2 separate regions of the Homo sapiens genome follow, and region 2 is linked to region 1. A link is a loop called in an ENCODE intact Hi-C map of the cell type or tissue named here. Cell type or tissue: IMR-90. All regions are shown on one strand. Each heading gives the region's core, and the rest is flanking DNA. Links, peaks and the distances in the headings are about the cores only.

Region 1 (16,730 bases), core at 3,388-11,387:
ATATTTTAAGTTTTTTGTCATGATTGGTGATTTGGTGATGTTTGTTTGGAGGTTTATATATATATATATATATATATTTGAAACACACACACACACACACACACACACACACACACACACCCATATTTTTTTAAAGACAAGGGTCTTGCTCTGTCACCCAGGCTGGAGTGCAGTGGTGTGATCATGGCTTACTGCAGCATTCACCTTTTGGGCTCAATTGATCCTCTTGCCTCAGCCTCCCAAGTAGCTGGGACTACAGGTGCATGCCACCACATCTGGCTAATTTTTAAATTTTTTTGTAGAGACAGGGTTTCGCCATGTTGCCCAGGCTGGTCTTGAACTCCTGGGCTGAAGGGATCCTCCTTCCTTGGCCTCCCAAAGTGCTGGGATTATAGGTGTGAGCCACCACGCCTGGCCATGAATATTTTATAGATTCTTAAACTCCGTGTTTTAGAAAAACACATATGCAGACCTTAAAGCACATTTATAGTTTTGTGCTCATTCCATACCTTATTTTCTCCATTCATGATCCTCTTGTTTTGCCTTTCTTCTCAAATTTGTGATCTGAGGAAAGTTCGTAGATCCACTGTATATTTTAAGTTGAGAAATAATCTAGTTCAATTTTATATCTGATATCCAGTCTCAGATACTGCCCTTCAGTTAATTCTGTACTTCTTTTGTTACTTAGAAACAATCAATCTATTGCTTTGGTGGAATGGCAGTTTAAAAAATCTAAGCACATAGAATATAATTATAACATTGCATATCTGTATCTTACAATCTGAACTGTTATGGAAATAATGAAATTATTAATAAAGCCTTTGCTTCAAGCATTTATATGTTTAAATAATACGCCTGTTTTCAAAATGTGACTTTATAAAGATAGTTTATTTTATCTCTTCCCATGGTACCCAAACCAAGATTGCTAGCACAGTAATCTCACTAAAAGCTAGATGTTTCTGGATGGAGATGAAAAGTATCATAAATCAAAAAATGGAATGCGGTCCATTCAGGACTAATCAAATTAAATTTCCTTTATTGATTGCTGTTAATTTTACATTTAACGTTGTCAATTGCTAAAGTTAATGATGGATATAAACACTTCAGTTATGTAAACAAGTACAATTTGAAAAGCAATCTTATTCCTAAGGACCTGTCTTACAGTATCAAAAATTGCATTATTGAAAACAGTTATTTCAGTGAGGAAGGATAGTATAGGACCTAAAGAAGTTGAAACAAGCAATAGCATACTTTTGTTGTTTTGTTTTTGTTTCTGTTTGAGACAGAGTCTTACTCTGTTGCCCAGGTGGAGTGCAGTGGCATGATCTTGGCTCACTGCAACCTCCGCCCCCTGGGTTCCAGCTATTTTCCTGCTTTAGCCTCCCATGTAGCTGAGATTACAGGCGCGTGCCACCACGCCCTGCTAATTTTTGTATTTTGAGTAGAGACAGGGTTTCATCATGTTGGCCAGGCTGGTCTCAAACTCTTGACCTTAAGTGATCCACCTGTCTCAGCCTTCCAAAATGCTGGGATTACAGGCTGAGCCACCATGCCCAGCCTAGCATACTTTTAAGTAAATCTTTTGCTTATTTGTTTTGTTTTTTGTTTGTTTGTTTTGAGATGGGATCTTGCTCTCTTGCCCAATCTGGAGTGCAGTGGCATGATCATGGCTTACTGCAGCCTCATCCTTCCTGGGCTCAGGTGATCCTCCCACCTCAGCCTCCTGAATAGCTGGGACTACAGGTGCACGCCACCTCACTTGACTAATTTTTTTTTTTTTTGTAGAGATGGGATTTCTACCAAAAACTCATGGGCTCAAGCCATCTGCTTCAGCCTCCTGAAGTGCTAGGAGTACAGGCATGAAGCATCATGCCCAGCTCAATACGTCTTTTTTTAAGCTGTTGAATGTATAGTTATATACCTGTTCAGTCCGACATGGCCGAATACAATCTAGTGTTTCATTTGATCTAGCTTTTGCCCAATATTAATAACTTTTCCTAACCAGTCATTTAAAAGCCCTTTCATTCATTTATATGTTTATTGATTTTACCATCTATTATAATAAACAGAAAGCAAAACAAAAAGTGCTGCTGCTTTTCTGGAGAGCAAGGTGCTTGCTTTGGATAGTGGTTGTGTGCCCAGTAGCATTCAGCAAAGTATTATTGTGTATTTGGTCTGTCCTTTGATTCTTTACTTATGTTATGAAATAACAAGCCTTTAGAGAACTATCTGTATAGGAAATCTCATATAAAATTGGTTTTAAAAGGTGAGGAGGGCAGACCTCATTTGTAGTCCTAAGATTTAATCTTGGTCAAGTCATACTTGTATCCAGGTATTTGAGGTGGTCAGGTCTATTATGGCAAACCATTTGTCTGTATAAAAGATAGAAGGGATGAAGAGGTAGAAATAGCAGACATACATCAATCTAGCTCCAATGCAGAGAACTGGAGAGTCTTTCCCAGTCAGTATTTATAAATGGTAGTGTGAATGACAATTGGAAAGACACTGTTAGGATCAAATAGCTTCTATACTGATTGACCTTACTAGATATATATATATATTTAAACTTATTGCTGTGATTTCAAAAGGTGGGATTTTTTTTCTTTTAATTTTTAAATTTTACCCAGCGATTCCTAGGCCTTCCTTAATTTTTTTGAATTTGAGAGTTTCTGGTGTTTCTGTAGTGATTTCTCAAACATCATCTCTTCAGCAGGCAGTCTGGTTTAAAACTTGATTGTGTGCCCCCTTTTTTTTTTATAGCGTTCAAGAGAATAATAAGGCAAATAAACTTAACCAAGTCCCAATTCTAAGGACTCGATTTCAGAAACCAAAGCCAAATATAGGAAGAGGAACTGGAAGGAGAGAAATTTCCTCAAAGGAAGAGGTACTAGAGAAGATTCTTGTCTCTGGGGAAATGGCGGCAGCATTGAGAGAAACTGTAAGACTAGACACCTCACCAAAGGAGATGGTACCAGCAGAGATTAATACTAAAGAAATGCAGTCAGATTTAAAAGAAACTGGAAGAAGAGCCATTTCTCCCAGGGAGAAGATTCTAGATGTGATTGATGACACCATAGAAATGGAGACAGGTCTGAAAGCAATGGGAAGAGAGATTTGTCTAAGGGAGAAGACGCCAGAGGTGATTGATGCCACTGAGGAAATAGACAAAGATTTGGAAGAAGCTGGAAGAAGAGAAATATCCCCACAGAAAAATGGCCCAGAGGAGGTTAAGCCTCTAGGTGAAGTGGAGACAGATTTGAAAGCAACTGGAAATGAGAGTTCCCCAAGGGAGAAGACACCAGAGGTGACTGATGCCACTGAGGAAATAGACAAAAATTTGGAAGAAACTGGAAGAAGAAAAATATCCCCAAGGGAAAATGGCCCAGAGGAGGTCAAGCCTGTAGATGAAATGGAGACAGATTTGAACGCAACTGGAAGAGAGAGTTCTCCAAGGGAGAAGACACCAGAGGTGATTGATGCTACTGAGGAAATAGATTTGGAAGAAACTGAAAGAGAAGTATCCCCACAGGAAAATGGACTAGAGGAGGTCAAGCCTCTAGGTGAAATGGAGACGGATTTGAAAGCAACTGGAAGAGACAGTTTCCCAAGGGGGAAGACACCAGAGGTGATTGATGCCATTGAGGAAATAGAGATAGATTTGGAAGAAACTGAAAGAGAAATATCCCCACAGGAAAATGGCCTAGAGGAGGTTAAGCCTCTAGGTGAAATGCAAACAGATTTGAAAGCAACCGGAAGGGAGATTTCCCCAAGGGAGAAGACACCAGAGGTGATTGATGCCACTGAGGAAATAGACAAAGATCTGGAAGAAACTGGAAGAAGAGAAATATCCCCAGAGGAAAATGGCCCAGAGGAGGTCAAGCCTGTAGATGAAATGGAGACAGACTTGAAAACAACTGGAAGAGAGGGTTCCTCAAGGGAGAAGACACGAGAGGTGATTGATGCTGCTGAGGTAATAGAGACAGATTTGGAAGAAACTGAAAGAGAAATATCGCCACAGGAAAATGGCCCAGAGGAGGTCAAGCCTGTAGGTAAAATGGAGACAGATTTGAAAGAAATTAGAGAAGAAATTTCCCAAAGGGAAAAGGTGCTAGCAGAGTTCAGTGCTATAAGGGAAAAGGAGATTGATTTGAAAGAAACTGGAAAAAGAGACATTCCCATCATGGAGAAAGTATCAGGAAAGATGGCTGTTGTTGAAGAAATGGAGGCAGATTTGAAAGAAACTGGAAAAGAAAATTTTAGAGAGAGAGGATCTGAAGAGATCTGTGTTACTGAGGAAAAGGTGGCAGAATTGAAACAAACTGGAAAAACAGACATTTCTCCAAGGGAAAACGAGCTAGAGGAGACCAGTACCTCAAGACAAACTGACACACATTTAATGCAGAGCGGTAGCAATGACTTCAGTGCTGTGCCTTCACTAGATATTCAGGTATGTATTTTTCTGTCCTTTAAAAGTTTTTTGAATGCTTTTTTCAGAGGAAATAAATAATTCCATGATTATTTTGTCCTTAAGTCCAACAACACTTAAAAATCTCTAAAAGTCTAAAGTCTTTTGTAGCCCTAAGTTTCTATGTTTCAGTGCCTTGAAGAAACTGTATGTTCTTTTTTAAAAAGATAACTTTAGGCTGGGCACACCTTTAAACCCAACACTTTGGGAGGCCAAGGTGGAAGGATTACTTGAGCCCAGGAGTTTGAGACCAGCCTGGGCAACATAGAGAGACCTTGTCTCTACAAAAAATAAGATAAAATAAAAATAAATAAAATAAATAAAAAATAAAATACAATAACAAGGTGTAAGCCTGTAGTCCCAGCTACTTGGGAGGCTGAGGTGAGAGGATCACTTGAACCCTGGAGGTTGAGGCTGCAGTGAGCTGTGATTGTGCCATTGTACTCCACCCTGGGTGACAGAGTGAGACCCTGTCTCAAAAAGAAATAAAAATAATTTCCAACTGTGAAAAAGTCACTGTTATTATTATTATTTTTTTTCTTTAAGTCAGATGGGCAAGGATCAAACTTTTCTTTTGGCTTAGGTTTGAGATCTCAAAAATGTCACTGTTCTTAATATCATTTGAAGTTACTCTTTTAGGTAAAAGAAGAATAGGAAATTAGACTGAATTTGTACTAACCCTAGCGTGAACACACATTATTTCTTTTGGCCACATCTGTATCTGCTTTTGTTTCTTGCCCCACCTGACTTACTTCACTTCTAAAAGTTCTTTTTGTTTTTTCAAGTTACTTTGAAGTTCATGATCTTCTAACATTTTCAAGGACTTTTTTTTTTTTCTAACTTTTAAAAATAGATAATGACATTTGTGGTTTGGGAAAGTAATAATATGCAACATAAAAGGGTTTCCTGAATTCCAAGTTTTAACATTTGGAAATTAAATTTTATTCAAAAATTAAAAACTTCTAAAGTTTTAAAGGAAAGTGTTTAGAATTTAGTAGACTTTTGTTTTAAATATATAAGATGTTTAAATACTCTTTTATTTGTGCTGATTTACTATGACTGTTCCTCTAGAACATTAGCAGTGAAGTACTGTCGATGATGCATACACCTGTAGAAGAAAAAAGAAATTCTGAAAAAGAAGTATCAAGTCACTTCAGTCATTTCAAGATTTCTTCACAGACTCATGAATCTGATAAAACAGAAGTCCAGGGGATTCAATCTCCAGATGTTCCAGAGCAGTTTTCAGATATTAATTTAAGGTACAAGTGTGTTTTTAAAGAAAAAGATATTAAGTTATAGTTGCAGATTACGTTAAACTAAGTGAGGTTTCAAGATATAACATATACAGGATAGTGTTAGAGCTTTTAAGATAGTTTTGGGAAGACTGGGAGAGAGGATTGAGGTCACTCTGACAGTCAATTGTGAAAGTTACTGACATACAAAATTGTATGTAACAGTCTTAAATCAATACAGGTTTGATAGACTCATATTTTCTTTGTGCAGAGATGGTGTAATTCCTAGGCTCATACCTGGATTGTACCACTCATGGTTTTCAGGATCTGCCAGATAGTTCGATTTGTTTTCCTGTTAAGAATTAGAATTAGGCCAAGTATGGTGGCTCACACCTGTAATCCTAGCAATTTGGGAGGCTGAGGTGGGTGGATCCTTTGAGCCTAGGAGTTTGAGACCAGCCTGGGCAACACGCTGTAGAAACCCCATCTCTATAAAATAAAAAAACAAAAACTAGCTGGGTGTGGTGGCACATGCCTGTAGTCCCAGCTACTTGGGAGGCTCAGATGGGAAGATCACTTGAGCCCGCGGAGGTCAAGGCTGCAGTGAGCTATGATTGTGTCATTGCACTCCAGCCTGGGGGATAGAACAAGACCCTGTCTCCAAAAAAAAAAAAAAAAAAAAAAAAATTAAATGTTTACCGCCAGTCTCTAAGGTTGTACTGAGACTCCGTTTCCACTGCCCCTTCAGTTCATTCTAAAGCTTGATAATCCTTGTTCCAAAAGCAAATCTCTTCCTCAAGAACAGAAGCCACTTGAAATTAAACCAGCACCTTTTGTGAGGAGCCGATTCAAAAGACCAAAACCAAACTTAGCAAGAGCAGCTTTGAAGAGAGAGACTACAGAATCAGAAAAATATATATATGAGAAGAAATCAGAAACCAAGAAAATGGAGACTATTGTGATGCAAGAAAATAATGAACAAACTGATACTCTCCCTTCTCAACATGTGAGTGTATTTGAGATGGAAGTTCTGTGTGGGTGTTTTTTTTTTTTTTTAAGTTATTAGGACTACTAAAAGCACCTGGCATTAAAATTCTACAAATATTTCTGTGTAATTTTTGCTGCATGTGATATTGCTCCCATGCTTAATGTGCCTCATTGTTCCACATAATTTGTGTAAGAATCTCAGATATCTGATAATGGGCAAACGTGTTGTGGGAAAGCGTTCAGGTCTGGGCTCTGGTTCCAGTTCCAGCTATGTGACCATTGATTAAACAATTTTCTTCATAGAAAAAATGACAATAATAGTTTTTTATTTTTTTTATTTTTATTTTTTTGAGATGAAGTCTCACTCTGTTCCCAGGCTGGAGTGCAGTGGCGCGATCTCGGCTCACTGCAACTTCCACCTCCCAGGTTCAAGCGATTCTCCTGCCTCAGCCTCCTGAATGCTGGGACTACAGGCGCGTGCTGCCATGTCCGGCTAATTTTTTTTTTTGTATTTTTAGTAGAGATGGGGTTTCACTATGTTAGCCAGGCTGATCTCGAACTCCTAACCTCGTGATCTGCCTGCTTTGGCCTCCCAAAGTGCTGGGATTACGCTGAGCCGTGGCGCCCAGCGAGAATAATCGTTTTTTATTTCACTCTCTTGTGAAGGTGAAATGAAGAGTTAAAAGCTTGATTTGAGTTAAAGGTGATATTTTATTTACTTTATTAACTTGGTCCATAACAGATTAAGATTGTGTGACATACCATCAAAAAAACATTGAAACGAAATGAATAATTATAAACTGAATGTTTTCCACATTCAGTGGAAGTCCTTCTTAGAATTAAAATTCTTATTTGATGTCTTAAAATAGCTCAGTACTTTACTGTGCATCAACATTTGTACTATTTCTCCTAAGCTTATATTCATAAAAGATAAGTTACATTTGTATTATACTTTCTGATTATAGAAATTTTAATTTGGAAAAATATATGTATTCTAAAAAGTGAGAGTCTTTTATAATGTCACGTCCCTTTCCCCCAAGTTAATCATACAGCAATTTTGAATATATCCACTTACACTTTTTCGTCTTACAGTTATAAAATGATAAAATGGGAAGGTATTTTTATTGTTTTCCAAAATGACATTAATTCTTGCTTTCTGATTTTTCCACTTACAGTATTGTGAGCTTCTTTTTAGATCAGTACAAAGAGATATATCTTCTTTTAAATGATTAGGTACTATTGCATTGTAAAGAAATTAAAATTTATTTATTCCATCCCCTAATGATATATCTGTTTTATTTCTGATTTTTTTGTTTGTCTTTTCCGGTGAGGGAGGTGGTGCTTAAATTGTTACAATAAATATTTTTGTGTGTATATTTCTACTTGTTGAGTATTTATAAGATACATTTCTAGAAGTGGAATTGCTGGGAATTTAGAATTTTGGTATAGACTACCCTATTATTCTTCACGAAGATGATATCAGTTTATACTTGTAAAGTTCTTATTTCCTTATACTTTTAGCAACTGTGAATGAAATTTTTTTTCTGTCTTCTAGGATGAAGCTTCCCTAATGATATCAAGAGAAAAAGACACATTAGGTCACAGGAATGAGGAGGCTGTGATATTGCCATGTACACAGACTGAAAGGAACCTTTCACCTTCAAATTCTTGTGAACCTAAAGAGGAGTCTCAGTCAGCACCAGTCCAGAAAAATGACTCAGTTGTTTCTGTGGGGTAAACAGTGATTTTCTTTGACAATATAAAATAAGAGAGATACTTCTTTTAAATATTTCTAATTTTTATTGAGATATGTTAATGCATTTAAAAAGTGAACATAAAGAATATTGGTTTAATTTTATTGATACAGCAGACTGCCTAAAATATAATATCAGATTGAATTCAACACCTTCTAATGGTTGCCTGCTTATCTGCATTGTCAGCTGCGTAAGAGTGTATACAAAGCAATGCATTTAAAAACTACAAGTTGAGCATCCCTAATAAAAAATTCTGAAATGTGCCACAATTTAAAACTTTTTGAGAGCTGACATGATGCTCAAGAAATGCTCAGTGGAGCATTTTGGATTTTCAAAGTAGGGATGCTCAACTGATAAGTATAATGCAAATATTTCCAAATCTAAAAAAATCTGAAATCTGAAACATTTCTGGTCCTAAGCATTTTGGATAGGGCTACTCAGCTTATATGTATATAAGCTATATATATTCATTAACTTTTAAAAATTAGTATACACATAAGATAAAATTTACCATTTTAACTATTTTTTAATATACAGTGGCATTAAGTGTATTCACATTGTTGTCCCGTTGCCACCACCATTCATCTCTAGACTTTCTTTTTCATCTTCATAAAATGAAACTCTCTACCCATTAAATACTAACTCATTCTCCTCCTCTTCCAGCTCCTGGCAACCACCATTCTATCTGTATATTTAGCTACTTTAGGCATATTATATAAGTTTATTACCTTTTAAGAATTGACATAACTGTTTTCTTTTGTAAAATAAGATGTTTATAATCAGAAAGCAATTTCCCTTTAATGGTACAAAGTATTTTTTAGAGTGTTTATTAGAGGAGATCCAAATTTTACATTTTTACATTAGTTTTCAGCTTTTTACAGTCAAGCGCCCTGCCTTTCTCCCTGTCCCCTTGTTTAGGACTAATAATGTAAACACTTTCCAGCAAGAAATGAAGGAAAGTGTTATCCAAACTGCTCGACAAGTAAGGGGCCGACTTCAGAGACCGAGACCAAATATAAGAAAGACAGGACAGAGGCAAATAGTAGACAAAGGTGAAGCCAAAGGCATAATTAAGGAAGGAAGAACGATATTACCAAAAGATGAAACTGAAAAGAAAGTCTTAACTGTGGTGAGTTATTGTTATGTAATTAAATTTAGCCTTTTAATGCATTTAAAATGTCAAGTTATAGCTCAGACATAGCTTAGAAATACAGGCATCTGACACTTATTCTACTCAATGAATACAGTTTCCAGTTTTGTTTCAGATTTGCTCTTCTGGATTTTTTTTTTAAGTGAAAATAGATTTATTTCTTTTCTAATTAATGAAGCTATTCATCGTAAAATGTTCCATTAGGACAAAATAATATAAATACCGCAAATCTTACTCTGAGATAACCACTGAAAACCTTTTGACATATCTTACTGGATTTATTTCCATGCACACATTATGTGCACACTTATGCAAATTTAAACAATAAAGTCATTACGTACTATAACTTTCTGTTATTCACTGAATACTATGTTAAGTGGCTTTCTGGATCAAGAAATATGTTAGTTACATCATTTTTGCTGTATAACATGCTGTTTTGAGTAACAGTTTAATCTCTTATTAATGGGTCTTTTGGTATTAGGGAAAAAGTCTAAGTAGTGTAATGTCTAAAAATGTTCATTTTAGGTAGTTCTTATTTTTCTGTTAAACAATGCAAAGTCTAGATTTAAAATAATCTTTATTTGAACCAAAAAGCTCTTTCTTAAAAAAAAAAATTAAACTTTGTTTATTTTTAATTTCATAGCAGGTGACTATTATAGTTTTCAAAGTATTATGTAAACATATTACTGCAATAATCTTTGAAACTTTTCTCTGAACTAGGCATCCTTGTTTTTGGCAACAGAATGTGAACATTACATATCCAGTTTGAATCTAATTTTAAAGAATTAACCACCCATGGTGGTATCTGCCTGTAATCCCAGTTACTCAGGAGGCTGAGGAAGGAGGATCGTTTGAGCCTAGGACTTTGAGACTAGCCTGGGCAGTATGATGAGACTATCTCAAAATGCATAAATAAAAATTTAAAAAAGAAAAGGGATTTTAAAAAACTAAATATCTTAATGGTGGAAATATTTTAAGAGGTATATTCTGCTATAAAAATAACATACTAATATGATTTTGTCTTTTCAGTCAAATTCTCAAATTGAAACTGAAATTGAAGTTCCATCGTCCGCAGTTCCAGAACACAGAATGTATGAAAATCAAAGTCAGGTGGTTCTTGTAGAAAACCTTCATGTTAACAAAACAAATGAAACAATCAGGTGAGTTTGCTTTTAATGAGAAAAAATAAGACTTTTCAAAGATAAAAGTTATATTTTTGCATAGTTGACTTTATATATTAATAACTTCACATCCTGAAAATGTTAAAAGGATAAAGTAATAAATACTTGTGATACTAGAGTCTTTTAAATCTGCTTCTCGAATACTGTATGAATTGCATGGCTGATATTCTCTTAAGTATATGATATTCCCTTAAGTATATGTAATTTCTCTGAAAAGTTTGACAAGCATCCTACTTTTTGGTACCAAAACTAAATTTTTAATAGTAGACAAAGATTCTTAAGTTCTCTGTATCTTTTTTAGAAATTTAGGCCAGGCGCAGTGGTTCACGCCTGTAATCTCCCAGCACTTTGGGAAGCCAAGACGAGAGGATCGCTTGAGTCCAGGAGTTCAAGACCAGCCTGGGCAACATAGTGAGACCTCGTCTCTATAAAAATAACAAATAAAAAAAAGAAAAGAAGTTTATAACCTACTGACTAAAATTCATTAATAGGTAGTGCTATAAAGTATACTTAACAGTATACTATATTTAGAGGTAACTACATCGAAGCCAAATGGTAAGAATGATATCTTTTAATTGAGATGAGCTAGTAGGGTGAAGAAGTTTTAACATTACCACTTTTATTTATTACTTGCTATCTGCCTTCTTATTATTAAAGCAAGATGTGTTCTTTTCTTTAGTAAAAACGCCTTTCCTTTCTGTATATAGTTCTTGGTCCATCTAACTTACTGTCTTAGTAACTAGAACATGTTTTAGTGAAGTATTTATTAATTTTCCTCCAGGATGTTTTCAGCACTTATGAATATACTTTAAATATTTCAGCTTCCTTTAATTAGGTAGAGTGACTTTGGCTTTCTGGGAAATGCAGAGGAGATGTTATTGTATCCTTTTTTAACCCTCTCTAGTTAGGTGAAGCTAGAATTTGGGCATGTTAGGTCATCTGTCAAAACAGGTGCTATTGATTTATATTTTCTTTTTATTATATTTACTTTTTGAGACAAGGTGTCTCACTGTGTCGCCCAGGATGGAGTGCAGTGGCGCAGTCACAGCTCACTGCAGCCTCAACTTCCTGGGCTCAAGCAATTCTCCCACCTCAACCTCTCGAGTAGCTGGGACCACAGGTGCACACCATCATGCCTGGCTAATATTTTTGTATCTTTTTGTAGAGATGGGGTTTCACCATGTTGCCCAGGCTGGTCCTGAACTCCTGAGCTCAAGTGAACCGCCCATCTCGGCCTCCCAAAATCTTGGGATTACATGGTGAGCCACCGTGCCCGACCTCTGTTAATTTTAGATGCTTGAAGCAGTTTGCTTTCATTTAGACGAGTTTCTAATGTGAAGTTTTTATTTTAGTATGGATTACTTTTTTTTTTTTTTTTTTGGAGACAGAGTCTCAGAGTGCAGTGGCTTGATCGTGGCTCATTGCAACCTTCGCCTCCTGGATTCAAGTGATTCTTGTGCTTCAGCCTCCCGAGTAGTTGGGATTGCAGGCACCCACCACCACACCCTACTAATTTTTGTATTTTTAGTAGAGATGGGGTTTCACCATGTTGGCCAACCTGGTCTCGAACTCCTGACCTCAGGTGATCCACCCACCTCAGCCTCCCAAAGTGCTGGGATTACAGGCATGAGCCACTGCGCCCAACCTGGATTACTTTTGTTTTCAATATTACAGCCCCTCCCCCTGCTTTTTGTCTTAAAAAGCCTTAAATTTTTTTTTGATATATAATAGTTATACATATTTTTGGACTACATGTGATATTTTGATACATTATACACAATATATAATTACCAGATCAGAGTAACTGGGATATCCATCACTTCATACTTTTATCTTTATATTGGCAACATAATTTTCTAGCTATTTTGAAATAATACAATAAATGATTGTTAACTATAATTTTTCCTACTGTACTACTGAATACCAGAACTTATTCCTTCTATCTAACTGTATTTTTATACACACTAACCAGCTTCTCATTACTCCCTTCCCTCTTGCCTTCCTAGCCTCTGGTGAGCACCATTCTAATCCCTACCTCCATGAGATCCACTTTTTAAGCTGCTACATATGAGTGAGAACCAGCAATATTTGTCTTTCTGTGCCTGGCTTATTTCACCTAACATAATGACCTCTAGTTCCATCTATGTCACTGTGAATGACAGGATTTCATTCTTTTTTATGGTTAAATAATATTCCATTGTGTATATATACCACACTTTCTCACTTTCTTTATTCATTTGTTGCTGGACACTTAGGTTGATATTATGTGTTGGCTATTGTGAATACCACTGCAGTAAACATGAGAGTTCAGATATCTCTTTGATACAGTGATTTCCTTTCTTTTGGACATACACCTGGCAGTAGGATGGCTCAATCAAATGGTAGTTCTATTTTTAGTTTTTTGAGGAACTTTCATACTTTTTTCCATAATGGCATTCCTACTTTATATTCCCACGAACAGCCTATGAGTTTTCCCATTTCTCCACATCCTGACCAGTATTTGTAATTTTTTGTCTTTTTAACAGTAGCCATTTTAACGGCAGTAGGATATCTCAGTGCAGTTTTGATTTGCGTTTCCGTGATGATTAATGATGTTGAACATTTTGTCAGACACCTGTTGGCCATTTGTATGTCTTTTGAGAACTGTCTGTTCTCTTTTGCCTATTCTTTAATCAGATTATTTGTTTTTTTGCTATTGAGTTGTTTTTGTTCCTTATATATTCTGGTTATTAACTTTTGTGAGATGGATAGTTGGGAATTTTTTCTCCCATTCTGTAGGTTGTCTCTTCACTTTGTTGATTGTTCCCTGTGCTATGCATTGAAAAGTCTTTCCATATTGCTTTTATTTTAAGATTAAGGCCAATTTTTACTTCACATTAATTTTAGGTTCCCTTAGCCATTTTTTCAGTTTTTAAAACTGGATATTTTATTGAAATGTTTTTTACTAAAATGCATTAGACTTATATTACAAATGCTATATTGGATTAGGTTGATGATTGATCTCAGAGCAATTTAACTCTGATAATGTCTAGGAAACATTACAGATGAATTTGTTTACATCATTCACTTCTCCTAATTACTAATTATGGGATTATTTTCTATGTATAATCCCTTTTTGATCTCAAAGAATTATAGAATTTTACCACTGAAAATAACCTTATATACTCATTTATTCCACAAACATTTTAGTGTCTGCTGTGTGCCAGGCATTGTTCTAAGTGCTGATGATGTAGGAATAAATGAAGAAAAAAATGCTGTCACTGTGGAGTTTATATTCTAATTGAGAAACAGATTATAAATGAGAAATAAGTTGAATAAATAAGTGATAAATCAGTAGAGAAAAATAAAGTTTTGAGTAGGGAGTGTTGTGACTGGGGATTCACTTTTTAATCAGCAGTGACCAGAGAAAGCTTCATTGAAAGGGTGCATTGAAGGCCGGGCATGGTGGCTCACACCTGTAATCCCAGCGCTCTGGGAAACCAAGGCGGGCGAATCACCTGAGTTCGGGAGTTTGAGACCAGCCTGACCAACATAGAGAAACCCCATCTCTACTAAAAATACAAAATTAGCCAGCCGTGGTGGCGCATGCCTGTAATCCCAGCTACTTGAGAGACTGAGGCAGGAGAATCGCTTGAACCTGGAGGCGGAGGTTACAGTGAGCCGAGATCGCACCATTGCACTCCAGCCTGGGTGACAAGAGCGAAACTCCGTCTCAAAAAAAAAAAAAAAGATTAGTTTTTAATGCAGATCTTTCAGAGAACTCAAGATAGGTACTTATATATCCAGTTATTCTTTATAAATATTCAGGTTTATATTAGTTTTTTTTTTTTTTTTTGGAGACAGAGTTTTGCTCTTGTTGCCCAGGCTGGAGTGCAGTGGTGCAACTTCGCCTCACTGTAACCTCCACCTCCCAGGTTCAAGTGATTCTCTTGCCTCAGCCTCCCGAGTAGCTGGGACTTCAGGCATGCACGACCATGCCCAGCTAATTTTTTATTTTTGGTAGAGATGGGGTTTTTCCATGTTGGTTAGGCTGGTCTCAAACTCCCGACCTCAGGTGATCCGCCCACCTCGGCGTCCCAAAGTGCTGGGATTACAGGCGTGAGCCACCGTGCCTGGTCTCTATTAGTTTTTAAGCTTCCTAATTCAGATCTTTGCCAGTTGCTAAAATATTGTCCAGGAAACCATTAGATAGCTATTCAGGTTACCTTGGGAGCTCTGGCTACTCTCTTGAATGCTAAAACGTCTTTTTGTTATTTGGCAGATACAGACGGATTATATTGAGAACCTTATGACATTGGTTGTCAGTAAACCCTTTTTAGTGAGAGTTCAGGCATCTGTTAGGAGAATAGACTCTACCCTTCAAGTCTACTTTAGAACTAGAAGTATCGAGTTGGTTATAACTGTCATATATTTGTTCATGCTTTGGGGGCCCAGTTGAAGGCATGTGTTTAAAGTGCCATTATGAAATCCATCTTCAGCTACTTGCCTTTTTTTTTTTGGTATCCTGTGATTTCTCTGAAAATTAAAGTAGCATGAAATCATATAATAGAATGAATAAATGAAAGTTTAAAAAGATTAATATTATTGTAAAACTTTTTCAGGCTCTATAGAAAATGGAAGCTATAAATGCTTTATAAGTTCTTTTCATATCAGCAATGTGTGGTTTCATTTTACATGCTTGATTTTATTGCCAATTTATATATAGTCCTTTGAACATAGAATTGATTTGTATCCAAAATTGTTTGATGTAACAGCTGTTATATCAACAAGAAATTCTGATTTTTGTTCTTCAACATGATTCATACTTCATTCTAGACATGAAAATAAACCGTATGTTCCTAGTTCAGCACAAATGACAAGAAGGAAATTCCAAAAGGCTAAGCCAAATTTGGGAAGAGCACACAGTAAGAAAGAGGAACCAGTTTTAGAAAAAGTCACAACAGATCAGAGCAAGGAAGGCAAGCCAGAAGATCATTTGCTGCAGAAAGGAGCTTCCAACACCCAGCTCCTTCTAAAAGTAAGTTTGGGCAAAAAAAAAAAAAAAATTTTTTTTCTCAATGAGGTCTGTTTTGTCAAGATCATGAAGAGCATGAGTAAAATACAGTTTTGACTTCTGTACTGTAACCATTTTCATGAAAAGTGACTTTCTAGTGTTGTAAAAGATGAGCAACCAACTGCTTGTAGATATGTGTAAACTTAGAGGTTTAGGCCAAACTACCAAACCAAATTAACATAGAGATTGTTTCTGTAGTAATACTAGCTAATTTCTTCTTAAATTTAAGGAAAAAGCTGAGCTTCTGACATCTCTGGAGGTTTCAGCAAGAAAAGATTGTGTAGGTTCCAAAGAGTCTGCTTTGGCAAAAATAGATGCGGAATTAGAAGAAGTTGGACCATCAAGAAGGGTTGGAGAGGAAACTGTAGGAGATAATTCACCATCTTCAGTTGTTGAAGAGCAATATCTCAATAAACTAACAAGGTAACATTTTATTTAACAAAATGTTTCACAATAAGAAATAAAAATCACTTAACTTTTACCTTAACTTACTGGTAGAACAAAATTTTTGGGTGTTGAGTCCATTAGACATGGGTAGAAACTTGACCAAAGAGGAGTATGTATGTATTAGCTAAGTAATTAAGGTGCTCATTCAAATGGAGTCACAAACACAAATAAAGAATACCCTACTTCTATAGTTTTCAAAGAAAATGGAAAGAAACTTAAGTTCTAGAAACCAGCACTGCTCTAGTGGATTTCTGCTGCCTCCTTTTTCTTTTAACCTATCTGTTTACCCAGTAGGATAAACTAATACCACATTTGATCTCATATTCTGTATTTATTGGTCCTGTGTCTTTTTTTGTTTTTGAGACAGTTTCACTCTTCTCGCGCAGGCTGGAGTACAATTGCGTGACTCGGCTCACTGCAACCTCCACCTCCCAGGTACAAGTGATTCTCCTGCCTCATCC
Region 2 (16,730 bases), core at 3,239-11,238, 44 kb before region 1:
GCCGCCTGAGTCCAGGAGTTTGAGACCAGCCCGGGCAACATGGTGAAACCCTGTCTCTACAAAAAGTACAAAAATTAGCCAGGCATGGTGGCATGTGCCTGTAGTTCCAGCTATTTGGGAGGCTGAGGCAGGAGGACTGCTTGAACCCTGGCATTTGAGGCTGCAGTGAACCATGTTCATGCCACTGCATTCTGGGTGCACTCAGGGTGACAGAGCGAGATCCTGTCTCAAAAAAAAAAATGTTTTTTCTTTGTTATATTAGTTACCAAGGCATAGTGAAACCAACTAAGCCACTTTTCTGTAATCAAGATTGCAATTTTGGCCAGGCGAGGTGGCTCATCCCTGTAATCACAGCATTTTAGGAGGCCAAGGCGAGAGAATTGCTTGAGCCCAGGAGTTTGAGACCAGCCTGGGCAATGTAGTGAGACCCCATCTCTACAAAAAATACAAAAATTACCTGGGCATTGTGGCGCACAGGAGGCTGAGGTGGGAGGATCACTTGAGCCTGGGAGTTCAAGGCAGCAGTGAGCCAAGATTGCACCACTGCACTCCAGCCTGGGAGACAGCGAGACTCTGTCTCATTTAAAAAAAAAATGTTTGAAAGGATTGGAATTTCTATTTTTAACATACTATAAACTGATCTAAAGGAGTGATCCAAGTTTTATGCCCTGCCTTCTAATAAAGACAGTAGTAGTGTGATTAATAAATCCTCCAAGAACAAAGCTTCTTTATTAAAGTTAGCCTGGGGTTTCTGAGGCAGGTTTATAATAAATCTCATTGTTGTATTGTTGATGGTTTAGCAGGTAGAGGTAGGAGTTGGGACAGTTCCTCAGCATAGCCCTTTTTCAGATTCACCAGGTCTTTGGCCCTGTTGAAGAAAGGGCCAGAAACCTAGGTTTTGAGTTGTTTAACATCCAGGAGTTGGAGACAAGTCACCTAAGTAAGCTGCTTCATGCCTTGGGATTGGGAGCCTCCTTTCACTGAGAAGTTAGAGGATAAGAACATTCTCTGTTGGGCGTGGTGGCTCATGCCTGTAATCTCAGTGTTTTGGGAAGCTAAGGTGGGAGGATTGCATGATCCCAGGAGTTTGAGACCAGCCTGGGCGATATGGTGAGACCTCGTCTCTACAAAAAATTAAAAGACAAAAATTAGCCTGGTGTGGTGGCATGCACCTGTAGTCCCAGCTACGTGGGAGGCTGAGGTGGGAGGATTGCTTGAGCTCAAGAAGTAGAGGTTACATGGAGCTGAGATCACAGCACTGCACTTCAGTCTGACACAGCAAGACCCTGTTGTTGTATTAAAAAAAAAAAAAAAAAGTATTCTTTACTTAGGACCTAACAAATTATTTGTATGTGATGACAAGCTTTTGACTGAAAAGTTGATTGTTGGATTGTACTGTCATTAACGAAATGCTGTGATATATCATTAAAAATTAGAAGTTAGAATAATTTTCTTCTTGCCTACAGATAGAATTGGGAAGATATAAATTAATAATTTATTAAAGATATTGTTATTTATGTTCAATAGTTCTTCACTGGAACAAGAAAAGAAAACTGAAAAGCCATCGACTCCAGTCCAGACAAGAGAGTAAGTATTTTATTTTTGAATATATTCTATTCCTACATTTTTTAAGAAATGAGATCAAATGGTGCTTCCTGTTATAGTTGAATTACATTTGATTGGGGTTGGGCACAGTGGTTCACTCCTGTAATCTCAGCACTTTGCGAAGCCAAGATGGGAGGATTGCCAGAAGCCAGGAGTTGAGACCAGCCTGGGCATCATAGTGACATTTTGTCTCTACAAAAAATGTAAAAATAAGCTGTGCATGGTGGTGTGTACATGTAGTCCTAGTTATTCAGGAGGCTGAGGTGGGAGGATCGCTCGAGCCCACATGTTCAAGGCTGTAGTGAACTATGATCACGCCACTGCATTCCAGCCTGGGTGACAGAGCAAGACTTTGTCTCTTAAAAAAAAATTACATTTGGTTGGGCTATTGTTTTTGTAATTTTAAAATTTTAATTTAATTTTTGAGACAGGATGTTGCTGTGTCACCTAGGCTGGAGTGCAGTGGTGTGAACATAGCTCACTGCAGCCTTGACCTCCTGGGCTCGTGATCCTCCTGCCTCAGCCTCCTGAGTAGCTGGGAGTACAGGTGTGTGCCACCACGGTTGGCTAAATTTTTTAGTTTTTTTTTTTTTTTTTTTTTTGAGATGGAGTCTTGCTCTGTCACCAGGCGGGAGTGCAGTGGTGCGATCTCGGCTCACTGCAGCCTCTGCCTCCCGGGTTCAAGCGATTCTGCTGCCTCAGCCTCCCGAGCAGCTGGGACTACGGGTGTGCGCCACCATGCCCAGCTAATTTTTGTATTTTTAGTAGAGACGGGGTTTTACCACGTTGGTCAGGATGGTCTCCATCTCTTGACCTCGTGATCGGCCCGCCTCGGCCTCCCAAAGTGCTGGGATTACAGGTGTAAGCCACCATGCCCAGCCTAAAGTTTTTAGTTTTTGAAGAGTTTTTTTTCATAGAGATAAGGTTTCACTATGTCGCCCAGGCTGGTGGTCTTGAACTTCTAAGCTCAAGTAATCCTCTCGCCTCAGCCTCCAAAAGTACTAGGATTACAGGCATGAGCTGCTGCATTTGGCCATTTTCCTTAAGGCTCAAATGAGCATGAAAATACTAACCCTGAAGGATTGTACTGAAAAGTTAATCAAATAATCTAGAAACTAATGCTATATAACTATAAGCATTATTATTATTATTATTATTTTTACAGATAGGGTCTTGCACTGTCACCTAGGCTGGGGTGCAGTGGTGTGATTAAACTCTTGGCCTCAAGAGATACTCCTGCCTCAGTCTCCTGAGTAGCTGGGACTATAGGCACGCATCACCATGCTGGGCTAATTTTTAAATTTTTTTTGTAGTGGTAAGGTCTTGCTATGTTGCCCAGGCTGATCTCAACTCCTGGCCTCGAGTGATTTTCCTGCCTTGGCCTCTGAAATTGCTAGGATTACAGGCCTGAACCACCATGTCCTGTCTGTTTCTCTTTATTTTAAAAGAGAGTAAAGACTGCTTGGGCCAGGCACGGTGGCTCACGCCTGTAATCCCGGCACTTTGGGAGGCTGAGGCGGGTGGATCACGAGGTCAGGAGTTTGAGACCAGCCTGGCCAACATCGTGAAAACCCGTCTCTACTAAAAATACAAAAATTAGCTAGGTGTGGAGGTGCGCGCCTGTAATCCCAGCTACTGGGGAGGCTGAGGCAGTAGAATGGTGTGAACCCAGGAGGCGGAGGTTGCAGTAAGTCGAGATCATGCCACTGCACTCCAGCCTGGGTGACAGGGCGAAACTCCATCTAAAAAAAAAAATAAGACTTCTTACTAAATGTCTCGAGATAAAACTTGAGAAAATCCTCTAATTGCGTCCTTAATAACACATACTGTTTTCATTTGGATTATAGGGAAAGTTGGAAATAGCTAGAAGGTTGAGTTTGTAATCATTTATTTTAAGTTTTATACTATTTAGGCACACTTTTCATGCCTTTGTGAATTAACTTATCTTTATATGTGGTAGGCAAGAAGGTAAGAGTACTCCTAATGCTGAAGATAATGAAATGGAAGAAGAGACAGATGATGGGCCATTACTGGTTCCTCGAGTAAAAGTGGCAGAAGATGGTTCCATTATTTTGGATGAAGAAAGGTATTTAGAAAAGAGAAAAAGTGAGATTGTGGTTACATGAGAACAAACATGCTTTGTCTAGTGAAAGAGGTCCTCTTTCTGTATTGGCCTTTGTCACTTAGACCTTGACGTTCTTATTTGCATAATGAATATTGTAAATAGAAAAGTGGGTTAGATTAATTTGTAAATTTTAGTAATTTTTATAACTATTTTGTATGAGAAGATGCCCTATCATCTATTAACCTAACACCATTGTTTTATTATCTTTACTGGTCATTGAGTCAGGCTGTTGAACTAATCATATGCTGTCTTCCACTGAGGATAAATTTCTAAGATTGACACAGTCTTGAAGTCAATATTCAAGTTCTCATATTATTAAGAGCATATCCTGGTGTGTGGTGATAACTAATGGATATACAATGAAATGTAGGTTTAACATATTTTATGATTTTTGTTATGGTGAGGTATAATTCATCTTTTGGTTTAATTTCTCAGTTATAACATTAAATTTTGCACATTGGGCATTGTGGAATTTAGTTGTCTTAAGGGTTTTTTTTTAAAAGATGATAAATTAGTAAGTAAATAAATAAAGCAATGGAAGGTCTTTGAAAGTTTAGCCAGTGAAAAATAATTTTATAGCATTCACATTCTATAATTAAACATAAATGTAATACTGCTAATAATAGTTGTTTTTGTGTGCTATTTTCCATTAGTTTGTGATGATGATTTTACTGGTCATTAAATAGTTAGAGCATATTTAACTGCTTTCTCTGCAGGAATGTAAAATATAAAGTGCTTGTGTTTTTCAAAATTTCCATGGAGTCCAGCACAGTAATACATATTGAATATCAAAGACATGTGCAAGTCAATAATACAAATACCGTTTTATAATACGTAGCCCAAAGATGTTTTGTAAATATTATATTGCTGTTATGGATTTTGAAAATGAGTTGACATTTCTTTCTACCCTCTTGGAATCACATTGTAGGTAAAACTTAGCAGATGCTTGGAAAATACCCATATTTCACATAGGTATTATTATGCCTTTGATATGATTGCCATGCTAAACCTCAAAATATAACTATTTACATCTCATTTGCTATTTGTTTCCTTGTTTTTAGTATACATCTATTTAAAAATGTGTTTATTTCAGTTTAACTGTAGAAGTTTTAAGAACAAAAGGCCCTTGTGTTGTTGAAGAAAATGACCCCATATTTGAGCGCGGTTCTACAACTACATACTCCAGCTTTAGGAAAAACTATTACTCTAAACCATGGTCAAATAAAGGTAACTAATTTTCATTTAAAAATGTGTAAGTTCTCTATTTGAAATGAATTGACTGTTTCTGAATTAAATCAGTTCTCCCCTAAGTACATAAAATGCAAACTACCATTTTATTCCAGCTAATTTTATTGACACCTCTATCTTATGCCCTCCATGGAATGGTATCTCTGACTTTGTCTTACAAATCTTCAAAAAAATTTTATTTTTTATAGCAACTGGGTCTCAGCCAGGTGCAGTGGCTTACACCTGTAATCCCTGCACTTTGGGAGGTTGAGGCAGGAGGATCACTTGAGGCCAGGAGTTTGAGACCAACTTGGGCAACAAAGCAAGACCTCATCTCTACAAAAAAATTAAGAAAAAAAATTAGAAAGTAGAGATAGGGTCTTGATTGATTGCCGAGGCTGGAGTGCAGTGAAACTATCTTAGCTTACTGCAGCCTTGAACTCTTGGGCTCATGTGATCTTCCTGCCTCAGCCTCCCAGAGTAGCTGGCACTACAGGCGTGTGCCACCAAACCCAGCTAATTTTTTGAAAAAAATTTTTTTATTTTTTGAGACGGAGTTTCCCTCTTGTTGCCCAGGCTGAAGTACAATGGCACGATCTCGGCTCACTGCAACCTCTGCCTCCTGGGTTCAAGCGATTCTCCTGCCTCAGCTTCCCAAGTAGCTGGGATTACAGGCATCTGCCACCACCCCCAGCTAATTTTTGTATTTTTAGTAGAGATGGGGTTTTATCATGTTGGCCAGGCTGCTCTCAAACTCCTGACCTCAGGTGGTCTGCTCACCTTGGCCTCCCAAAGTGCTGGGATTACAGGCATGAGCCACCGCACCTGGCCTGTGTTTTGGATTTTTTGAAGAAATAAGGTCTCAGTATGTTGCCCAGGCTGGTCTCCAATGCCTAGGCTCAAGCGATCCTTTGCCTCCCGAAGTGTTGAGATTATAGGCGTGAGTCGTTGTGCCCAGCCCAGAAATTTTTTTTTTTTTTTAATTTCTTTCAGTCACTGTTCTGCTGAAAGAAATATTTTTTAAGAATTACCTTTATAGTCGTTTTGGCTGGAATGTTCCTCTCTGTCAAATCTCTACAGTAAATACCATTTAAATAAAAATTAACAATACAATATTTCCTTTTTTTTTTTTTTTTGAGATGGAGTTTCGCTCTTGTCGCCTAGGCTGGAGTGCGGTGGCGCGATCTCGGCTCACTGCAACCTCTGCTTCCTGGGTTCAAGCGATTCTCCTGCCTCAGCCTCCCGAGCAGCTGGGATTACAGGCGCCTGCCACCATGCCCAGCTAATTTTTGTGTTTTTGGTAGAGATGGGGTTTCACCATGTTGGCCAGGCTGGTCTCGAACTCCTGACCTCAGGTGATCCGCCTGCCTCAGCCTCCCAAAGTGCTGGGATTACACGCGTGAGCCACTGTGCCCAGCCAACAATACAATATTTCTAATGCGAATAATGTTCTACCTCAGATAATATTGTATAATAAAGCTTCTATAGATAAATATGCTGTTAAAAATCTGTTGCATGTTGGTGCTTATTGTTTTTATTTTAAAAACAGTAGTTTTGAGGAAAAATTCAAACAGCAGGATATAGAGTAAAAAGATTCTATACTTCCCTTCTTTCACTTCCCTATTCCTATTCTCCTGAAGTGTAACTTCTGTTAGTAGTTTCTTTTTTTGAGACCGAGTCTCACTCTGTCACCCAGGCTGGAGTGCAGTGGTGCGATCTTGGCTCACTGCAGCCGCCACCTCCTAGGTTCAGGTGATTCTCCTTCCTCAGTCTCCCGAGTAGCTGGGATTACAGGCATATGTCACCATGCCCAGCTAATTTTTGTGTTTTTAGTAGAGACGGGGTTTCACCATGTTGGCCAGGATGGTCTGGAACTCCTGACCTCAAGTGATCTGCCCGCCTCGGCCTCCCAAAGTGCTGGTATTTACAAGCGTGAGCCACCGTGCGTGGCCTCTTGTGTATTTTTCTAGCTACTTTCTTTATATACTACTTAGCACATCTTAGTTGCCTATGTAGTGTAACCCTATCCTGAGTATGACTCATAGCTTTCTTCAGAGCACTTTGAATAAGATCAGCTAGGCAGAATGAATGTTTTAAAAAAAAAATTCCAGATGCTTTTGTATGATTTCTTTTTCTTTTTTTTTGAGGTGGAGTCTCGCTCTTTCGCCCAGGCTGGAGTGCAGTGGCGCCATCTCAGCTCACTGTAACCTCCGCCTCCCGGGTTCAAGCTATTCTTCTGCCTCAGCCTCCCCAGTAGCTGGGATTACAGGTGCACGCCACCACGCCCAGCTCATTTTTTTTTTATTTTTAGCAGAGACAGGGTTTCACCATGTTGGCCCGGCTGGTCTCAAACTCTTTTTTTTTTTTTTTTGAGATGGAATTTCACTTTTGTTGCCCAGGTTGGAGTGCAATGGCACGATCTCGGCTCACTGCAACCTCCGCTTCCCGGGTTCAAGCGATTCTCCTGCCTCAGCCTCCCACATAGCTGGGATTACAGGCATGTGCCACCATGCCCAGCTAATTTTGTATTTTTAGTAGAGACGGGGTTTCTCCATGTTGGTCAGGCTGGTCTCAAACTCCTGACCTTAGGTGACCCACCCGCCTCAGCCTCCCAAAGTGCTGGGATTACAGGCGTGAACCACCGCGACCGGCCCTGGTCTCTAACTCTTGTCCTCAAATGATCTGCCTGCCTTGGCCTCCCAAAGTTCTGGGATTATAGGTGTGAGCCACCATGCCCAGCCTACGATTTCTTATACTGAAAAGTTTTTATTTATAATAAGGTGTTTTTAGGTATTGCATGGGGATCTTTCTAGTAAAATTAAGTACTGTCAAATTCTGTAAGATTTCTTTTCTCTGAAATATTGATATAATTAATTTTCAATCATTCTAAATCTTTTATTTTCACAGAAACAGATATGTTTTTTTTAGCCATCAGCATGGTAGGAACTGACTTTTCTATGATCGGACAACTTTTTCCTCACAGAGCAAGGATAGAAATTAAGGTAAAGTAAACCCATCACATTTGTTGATTGGAAAGAGACCAAACATTACAAATGTTAGTAGTATTATTCGCTTACCTTTGGTTTAAATCTTAGTTCATCTTTTTTTTTTTTTTCATTGAGACAGAGTTTCACTTTGTTGCCCAGGCTGGAGTGCAGTGGCACAGTCTCGGCTCACTGCAACCTCTGCCTCCGGGTTCAAGCAATTCTCATGCCTCAGCATGTCACATAGCTGGTATTACAGGCACCTGCCACCACGCCCGGCTGATTTTTTTACTGTTTTAGTAGAGACGGGGTTTTACCATGTTGCCCAGGCTGCTGTCGAACTCTTGAGCTCAGGTTAATCCCCCCATCTTGGCCTCCCAAAGTGTTAGAATTACAGGCTAGAGCCACCGTGCCCAGCCCTTTTTTTTTTTTTAAACTGTTATGATGGTTTTGTTACATTTATCCCTCTTTATTGAAAAGTAATATTTATCAGTTCTGATATGGGTATAATCTTCTTTATGTTAGTTTCATATTTTCTTATATCTTCTTCATTTCTAAAATGAATTTGAGGCAGTACCAATAAAAATGCACTGCAACTAAGATATAAGAAGAGTTACATAATGAAAAGAGAAGATAAATGTACCAGAGTACTTTGGTTAAGGGTAGCTTTTTTTTTTTTTTTTTTTTTTGAGATGGAGTCTCGCTCTGTTGCCCAGGCTGGAGTGCAGTGGTGCGATATCGGCTCACTGCAACCTCTGCCTCCTAAATTCAAGTGATTCTCCTGCCTCAGCCTCCCTAGTAGCTAGGATTACAGGCGCACACCACCACGCCCAGCTAATTTTTTATTTTTCGTAGAGAGGGGGTTTTACCATGTTCGTCAGCCTGGTCTTGAACTCTTGACCTCTGGTGATTCACCCACCTTGGCCTCCCACCAAGTGCTGGAATTACAGGCGTGAGCCATCATGCCCGGTTGAGGGTAGCTTTTTCAATGCAAAATGTATTTCAGAATTTCCTAGGAAAGCTTAAAGAGAAGAAATCTGAGTTTACACAGTTCTCATTTTCTGATCCGTTGCTTTCCTAGGCCCCCTTAACTTTGGGACAACCAGTGGCACTAATAACAACAGTGATGTCAGTTACAGCTATTATATGCCCAAGAGGATGAGCTTTCTCTGTTTTTTAGTTTCTTTGCTTGAGAAACTTTATACAAGTTTTCTGGGTTTAAGTGCATTTGAGTGTCATCACACTATGTTGCCATAATGCATTCTCAATTGATAGTGAGATCTTTACTCAACCATGGGCTTTTTACTTCATTTCTCATCCCTATCATGTTCATTACATTAATAAAAGGAACCATTAGGAAGGTATGTTTTTTCCACTAGAACTAAATTAGGCATGGATTGTCTGGGGACATTACATAAGGGGCATTGTACAGTGTAATGAAATAGTCTTGTTATTTCTGCAAGAGATGAGGAACTTTATATTCTTCATGTTCATTTTCTAATGTTGATCTTTGATAAAAGAACAAAATGTTAAAATTCTGTGAAGGCTAGAAATTGATTTTCTGGAATTGGAGTGCTCTGCTGATCTGTGTAATTAATTATAAATTTGTCACTGGGCTATTTGTCTCAAAAATCATGTATATTCTTTTCCTGAAAGGTTACTATGGCTCTAGCAGGTCGTTGGGTAAAGTGTAGAAAAGTGAGAGTAGGCTGGGCATGGTGGCTCACGCCTGTAATCCCAGCACTTTGGGAGGCCAAGGCAGGTGGATCACCTGAGGTCAGGAGTTCAAGACCAGCCAGGCCAACATGGTGAAACCCCGTCTCTACTAAAAATACAAAAATTAGCCGGACGTGGTGGCGCATGCCTGTAATCCCAGCTACTCGGGAGGCTGAGGAAGGAGAATCGCCTGAACCCGGGAGGTGGAGGTTGCAGTGAGCTGAGATTGTACCACTGCACTCCAGTCTGTGCAATGGGAGTGAGACTCCATCTCAAAAATGAGAATAGACTGTATTTAAAGCTACTGAATTACATTACCTTGATTTTCAAATATTGGACTAATGTATTCCTGTATAACTTCCATTTGGTCATAGTGTATTCTTTTTCTGTGTTGCTCTATTTTGCTACATTTTCTTGAGGATTTTTTTGCTACTTTGTTCATAAGGGATACTGATTTGTAATTTTCTTTTACAAAGTCTGTCCTATTTTGATATGAGGCTTATACTGGTTACAGAAATTGAGCTGAAAAGTGTTCCCTCTTCTATTTTCTGAAATAATTTGTTGAAGATCAGTATTATTCTGTCTTTAATATTTGATAGAATTTACCTGTGAAACTATATGATCCTGTAGTTTTCTTTGGAGGAAGAGTTTATTTTATAAATATACTCTTTCATTGATAATTTGTATTTTCTCTCTCTCTCTTTTTTTTTTTTTTTTTTTTTTTGGAGACAGGGTCTCACTCTGTCACCCAAGCTGGAGTGCAGTGGTGCTATCATGGCTCACCTCCTGGGCTTGAGTGATCCTCCCACCTCAGCCTCCTGAGTAGTTGGGACTACGGGCACGTGCCACAATGCCCGGCTAATTTTTCGTATTTTTTTGTAGAGACTGGCTTTTGCCATGTTGCTCAGGCTGGTCTGGGACTCCTGTGCCCAAGTGATCTGCCTGCTTTGGCCTCCCAAAGTTCTGGAATGACAGGTGTGAGCCACTTGTCCTAGCCTCTTTTTTTCTTAATTCATCTTGCTAAGTGTTTATTAATCTAAACATCTTTTTAATGAACCAACTTTTCTTAATGTAATTTTTTTTTTTTTTTTTTTTTTTTTTTTTTGAGATGGAGTCTTGTTCTGTAGCCCAGGCTGGAGTGCAGTGGTGACATCTGGGCTCACTGCAAGCTCCGCCTCCTGGGTTCATGCCCTTCTCCTGCCTCAGCCTCCCGAGTAGCTGGGACTACAGGCACCCGCCACCACGCCCAGCTAATTTTTTGTATTTTTAGTTGAGACGGAGTTTCACTGTGTTAGCCAGGATGATCCTATCTCCTGACCTTGTGATCCGCCTGCCTCGGCCTCCCAAAGTGCTGGAATTATGGGCGTGAGCCACTGCGCCTGGCTTCTTAATGTAAGTTTTAGGTTTCCAATTGTTGGTGTGTTTTTATTGATTTTTTTTTGTTACTGTTTAGCACTTCCTTCCATTTACTTTGTGTTTGTTTTTCTAGCTTCTTTATTTATTTATTATACTTTAAGTTTTAGGGTACATGTGCACAACGTGCAGATTTGTTACATATATGTACATGTGCCATGTTGGTGTGCTGCACCCATTGACTCGTCATTTAACATTAGGTATATCTCCTAATGCTATCCCTCCGCCCTCCCCCCACCCCACAACAGGCCCCGGTGTGTGATGTTCCCCTTCCTGTGTCCATGTGTTCTCATTGTTCAATTCCCTTTTCTAGCTTCTTAAGATGAAAACTTAGAGCACTGATTTTAAAGCCTTCTTTTTTAAAGTAGACATTTAAAGCTATACATTTCGTTTTTTTTGACACAGAGTCTTGCTCTGTCGCCCAGGCTGGAGTGCAGTGGCGGATCTCGGCTCACTGCAAGCTCCGCCTCCCGGGTTCATGCCATTCTCCTGCCTCAGCCTCCCGAGTAGCTGGGACTACAGGCGCCCACCACCATGCCCAGCTAATTTTTTTGTATTTTTAGTAGAGATGGGGTTTCACCATGTTAGCCAGGGTGGTCTCGATCTCCTGACCTCGTGATCCTCCTGCCTCAGCCTCCCAAAGTGCTAAGATTACAGGCATGAGCCACCGTGCCTGGCCTGTACATTTCCTTTTAAGCATCACTAGAGCTGTGTCCCACAAATTTTGATTTTTTTTTTTTTTGAGACAGTCTTGCTCTGTTGTCCAGGCTGGAGTGCAATGGCATGATCTTGGCTGACTGCAAACTCCACCTCCCAGGCTCAAGCAATCCCCTGCCTTAGCCTCCCAAGAAGTTGGGACTATAGGTGCACACCACTAACACCACTATGCCCAGCTAATTTTTGTATTTTTTTGTACAGATGAGTTTTCATCAGGTTGCTCAGGTGGGTCTCTGACTCCTGAGGTTGGCCAGGCGTGGTGACTCACGCCTGTAATCCTAGCACTTTAGGAGGCTGAGGGGGGTGGGTCACTTGAGGTGTGGAGTCCAAGACCAGCCTGGCCAACATGATGAAACCCCGATCCTATTAAAATACAAAAATTAGCCAGGTGTGGTGGCAGGCACTTGTAGTCCTAGCTACTCGGGAGGCTAAGGCAAGAGAATTGCTTGAACCCGGGAGGGAGAGGTTGCAGTGAACCGAAATTGCATCACTGCACTCCAGCGTAGGCAACAGAGCAAGACTCTGTCTGAAAAAAAAAAAAATATATGATCCACCCTCCTTGGCCTCCCAAAGTGCTGGGATTACAGGCGTGAGCCACCATGCCTGGCCCCCAGTATAAAATTTTAAGAATTATTAATTATTACTGATTAAGGTTATTAAATGCATAACACTAATTACTTGCCAGCTATTGGTAGTCTTTTTCTTCTCTAGTTCATCCAGGGAACTCTTAAATTACATCTTCAGCAGAATAATCCTTAAATGTACTTTATTTTAATTTTTTTTTTGAGACAGAGCCTCGCTCTGTTACACAGTGTGGAGTACATGGGCATGATTACGGCTCACTGCAGCCTCTGTCCTGGCTCACTGCAGCCTCTTACCTGCTGGGCTCAAATGATCCTCCCACCTCGGCTTCCTAGGTAGCTGGGACTACAGGCACATGCCACTATGCCCAGCTAATTAAAAAAATTTTTTTGTAGAGACTAAGTCTCACTGTGTTGCCCAGGTTGGTTTCGAACTCCTTGACTCAAGTGATCCTCTTGCCTTGCCCTCCCAAAGTGTTGGGATTACAGGCATGAGCCACTGTGCCTGGCCCTTCAGTGCACTTCATAAGCAAAATGGGAGCTTTTGTTTATGTACTTTTTTTGTATTTTGCTGTTCCTAATTTTATTCTGAAACTCAGTTTTACTCCAGGCCATAAATAACGTATTAACTTTGTAATGCACAGTTGTTTCCAGTTCAGCAAAGCAGTAGTTCATTATCAGGCTGTATTCACCCAGAGGTTAGGAAAACCAGGATTGGTCACACCTTTTAAAACAAATCTATCTCATGTTATTTTTCAATGTGTAGTTTCAGCCTAAATTCTGACAATGAAATTGTATGAATTCCTATCTGTGAGATGAGATATCTTGATTTTCAAAAGTAGCCAAAGGGAGTTCCTCGCAGCTTACCTTTGCTCGGCTGAAGCTGAAAACTTTGTAACTTCATATTGCCAGTGATTTTCCCTTTGCCTTGAAAGAAGGAGAACTGAGGATTCATTTTACCACTTCAATCACTAAAGCCAGTAAATCCTAGTCAGTCTTTGTGATTGTGTGGTCAGCTTTCTCATCTGAGTTAGAGTTAGAAAGCACTGATCCTTTGTGTTCTTTACCTCCACCACTAGGTGGCTTCTTTACCCCCTAGGCCATTCATTCTTCACCTTAAAGGCAAAAATACCACGGATTTTCTTCACAATCTGTCCACTTTCCTCTTCAGGCTTCCTCTAAATCTCTTTAAACACAAGATTTGCCTTAAATCCATTCCCTGTAAAGCTGGTTGGAGCAGCCTAATTTGATGAGTTCTAAAAGAACTGGCAGCTTTGAGAAAACACATCTTGTGAAGTGTTAAAACCCCAGCTTCTCTAAGGCCTAAATTATGCTGCACGCCAACCTTTGCATCAGGAGCTTGCCTCTTTCTAGCTTCCTTTCTCAGCTGCTAGCAAAGTTCAGCACACTGAACCAGCTGTTTATTGGTTTATTATAAAGGATATTATAAGGGATACAGATGAAGAGATTCATAGAGTACGGTCTGGAAGGGTCTTGAATGCAGGCACTTCTGCTGGAGGAGTTGGGGTGCACTGACCTCCCAGCACGTGGTTGCATTCACCAACCACGAAGCTCCTGAAAATCTCAGCCTTTTATTTGTTTGTTTTTTCCATAGCCCCAAATAACATGGCCAGCTTTGACTTTTTTTTCCCTTTTTTTTTAGACAGAGTCTCGCTCTGTCATCCAGGCTGGAGTGCAGTGGCACGATCTCAGTTCACTGCATCCTCTGCTTTCCAGGTTCAAGCCCTTCTCCTGCTTCAGCCTCCTGAGTAGCTTGGAATTACAGGCGCGTGCCACCACGCCCAGCTAATTTTCTTTTTTTTGAGATGGAGTCTCGCTCTGTCACCCAGGCTGGAGTGCAGTGGCGCGGTCTAGGCTCACTGCAAGCTCCGCCTCCCGGGTTCACACCATTCTCCTGCCTCAGCCTTCCGAGTAGCTGGGACTACAGGCGCCCGCCACCACGCCTGGCTAATTTTTCGTATTTTTAGTAGAGACGGGGTTTCACCCTGTTAGCCAGGATGGTCTTGATCTCTTGACCTCGTGATCTGCCCACCTCGGCCTCCCAAAGTGCTGGGAATTACAGGCGTGAGCCATCGTGCCCGGCCCCCCCACCTTTTTTTTTTTTTAAGTAGAGATGGGGTTTTGCTATGTTGGCCAGGCTCGTCTCAAACTTCCTTACTTCAAGTGGTCTGCCTACCTCAGCCTCCCAAAGTGCGGGGATTATAGGCATGAGCCACCGAGCCCAGCCTCTTTTTCCTTTCCTTTTCTTTTTTTTTCTTTCGAGACAGGGTCTTTGTTGCTCGGGCTGGAGTGCAGCGGTGCAACCATAGCTCACTGCCGCCATGACCTCCTGGGCTCAAGCAATCCTCCTGCCTCAGCCTCCTGGACCACAGGTGTGCGCTACTGTGCTTGACTAAATTTTTTATTTTTTGTAGAGAAGAGGTCTTACTGTGTTGCCTAGGTTTGTCTCAAATTCCTAGGCTCAAGCAATCCTCCTGCTTCAGCCTCTCAAAGTGCTGGCGTTACAGGCATGAGACACTGCACTTAGCCCTATATATTTTTAAATTCACCTTACAGTGAACTTATTTTATAATAGTTTAATGAGGCAGCTGGTCCAAGTGCACTGGTGTTTACAACTAAATGATCACAACTGATTACAGATTTCTTTTTTAATATTAAAAATTTTTTTTAAACACCAGCTGACCCATGTTCAGACAAATTTTTTCTTTTTTTTTTTTGATATAGGGTCTCACTCTCTGTTGCCCAGGCTGGAGTGCAGTAGTGTGATTGTGGCTACCTGCAGCTTCAGCCTCTTGAGCTCAAGTAATCCTTCCATCTCAGCATCCCAAGTGCCCAACTACAGGCATGTGTCACTATGCCCACCTAATTTTTCTATTTTTTTGTAGAGATGGGGTTTTGCCATGTCGCCCAGGCTGGTCTCAAACTCCTGGGCTCAAGCAATCTGCCGCCTCAGCCTCCCAGAGTGCAGGGATTGCAGGCTGAGCCACCATACCTGGCCCAGATAAATTTCTTTTATCCTACTCTACTGGCCTTAAAAACAAAAATAAACAGCCGGGTGCGGTGATTCACGCCTGTAATCCGAGCACTTTGGGAGGCCGAGGCAGGCGGATCACCTGAGGTTGGGAGTTCGAGACCAGGCTGACCAACATGGAGGAACCCTGTCTCTACTAAAAATACAAAATTAGCCAGGCGTGGTGGCACATGCCTGTAATCCCAGCTACTCGGGAGGCTGAGGCAGGAGAGTCGCTTGAACCCGGGAGGTGGAGGTTGCGATGGCCGAAATCATGCCATTGGACTCTAGCCTGGGTAACAAGAGCAAAACTCTGTCTCAAAAACAAAAACAAAAACAAGCAAACAAAAAAACAGCTCTCTCTCTCTACATATAGATATATATGAGTCTTTTGTCTTTTAAGGAAATCAAGTAGAAAAAAGCTAGTTTTTAGCATTTAACTATTTATTTACCATTTTTGGTGTTTTCATTTCTTCCTGTAGGTCCAAATGACAGGTCTACTGTTGAAAAATTTTCTGAGCTTTCATTTATCTGAATGTTTTTATTTCAGCCTTTCAGCCTTGTTTTTGAATGATATATTTTGCCAGTTTGACAGTTTTTTCTTTTTGGTCTTTTAAAGATGTCATTGTATCGTCTCCTGGCTTTCAGTGTTGCTGATGAAAAGTCGACAGTAATCATATCGTTCTTGCCTCATATATGATTAATTATATTTCTCTGGCTGTTTTCAGGATTTTTTTTTTTTAATTTTAGTATTCAGCTGTATGACGATGATATGCCTAGCTTTAGTTTTGAGTTTGCTCAGCTTCTTGCATCTTTTACTGTATTAGGGAAATTTTAAATTACTTTTAATAGTTTCTCTGTTTAATCCTCTCGTTCTGGAACTCCACCAACATAGTTTACCCCATGTGACGTTCTACAGGTTACCAAAGCTCTGACCACCTTTTTCCAATCTTTTTTCCTCCATTTCAGTTTTGATAGTTTCTATTGTCATAGCGTCAAGTTCACTGACTCTGTCTTTTGTCTTCAATCTGCTGTTAAACCCATTTAGTGAATATTTTATTTCTGATACTGTATTTCTTATTTCTGTAATTTTCACCTGGTTTTTATTTTATTTTATTTTATTTTATTTTTGAGATGGAGTCTCGCTCTGTTGCCCAGGCTGGAGTGCAGTGGTGCGATCTCGGCTCACTGCAAGCTCTGCCTCCCAGGTTTACGCCATTCTCCTGCCTCAGCCTCCCGAGTAGCTGGGACCACAGGTGCCCGTCATGCGCCCGGCTAATTTTTTGTATTTTTAGTAGAGACGGGGTTTCACTATGTTAGCCAGGATGGTC

Evidence for each region. A loop is a pair of places that touch in the nucleus more often than their neighbours do. Peaks named below come from ENCODE experiments on the same cell type or tissue, not always from the same donor. Only the 100,000 strongest peaks of a DNase experiment are listed, where the experiment ranks them.
Region 2: a loop joins it to region 1, with 2.3 times the contacts of the local background. A loop is called at or near these places in 17 of 110 quality-filtered maps.

What each region holds. Positions count from the first base shown.
Region 1 is chr5:71,506,705-71,523,434 of GRCh38, forward strand. It overlaps BDP1 (BDP1 general transcription factor IIIB subunit), which reads left to right. Exons shown (of 39, transcript NM_018429.3): 17 at 2,761-4,447; 18 at 5,537-5,724; 19 at 6,481-6,703; 20 at 8,240-8,418; 21 at 9,357-9,567; 22 at 10,618-10,748; 23 at 15,585-15,786; 24 at 16,052-16,245. Among named protein-coding and RNA genes, the nearest start is that of BDP1, 59 kb to the left of the region's middle. In IMR-90, for the core only: no CTCF peak of the experiment used is centred there; no DNase peak of the experiment used is centred there.
Region 2 is chr5:71,462,531-71,479,260 of GRCh38, forward strand. BDP1 (BDP1 general transcription factor IIIB subunit) reads left to right here. Exons shown (of 39, transcript NM_018429.3): 4 at 1,528-1,587; 5 at 3,566-3,691; 6 at 4,824-4,957; 7 at 7,865-7,959. It also overlaps the pseudogene LOC100419852. Among named protein-coding and RNA genes, the nearest start is that of BDP1, 15 kb to the left of the region's middle. In IMR-90, for the core only: no CTCF peak of the experiment used is centred there; DNase peaks (open chromatin) are centred at 6,981 and 8,831.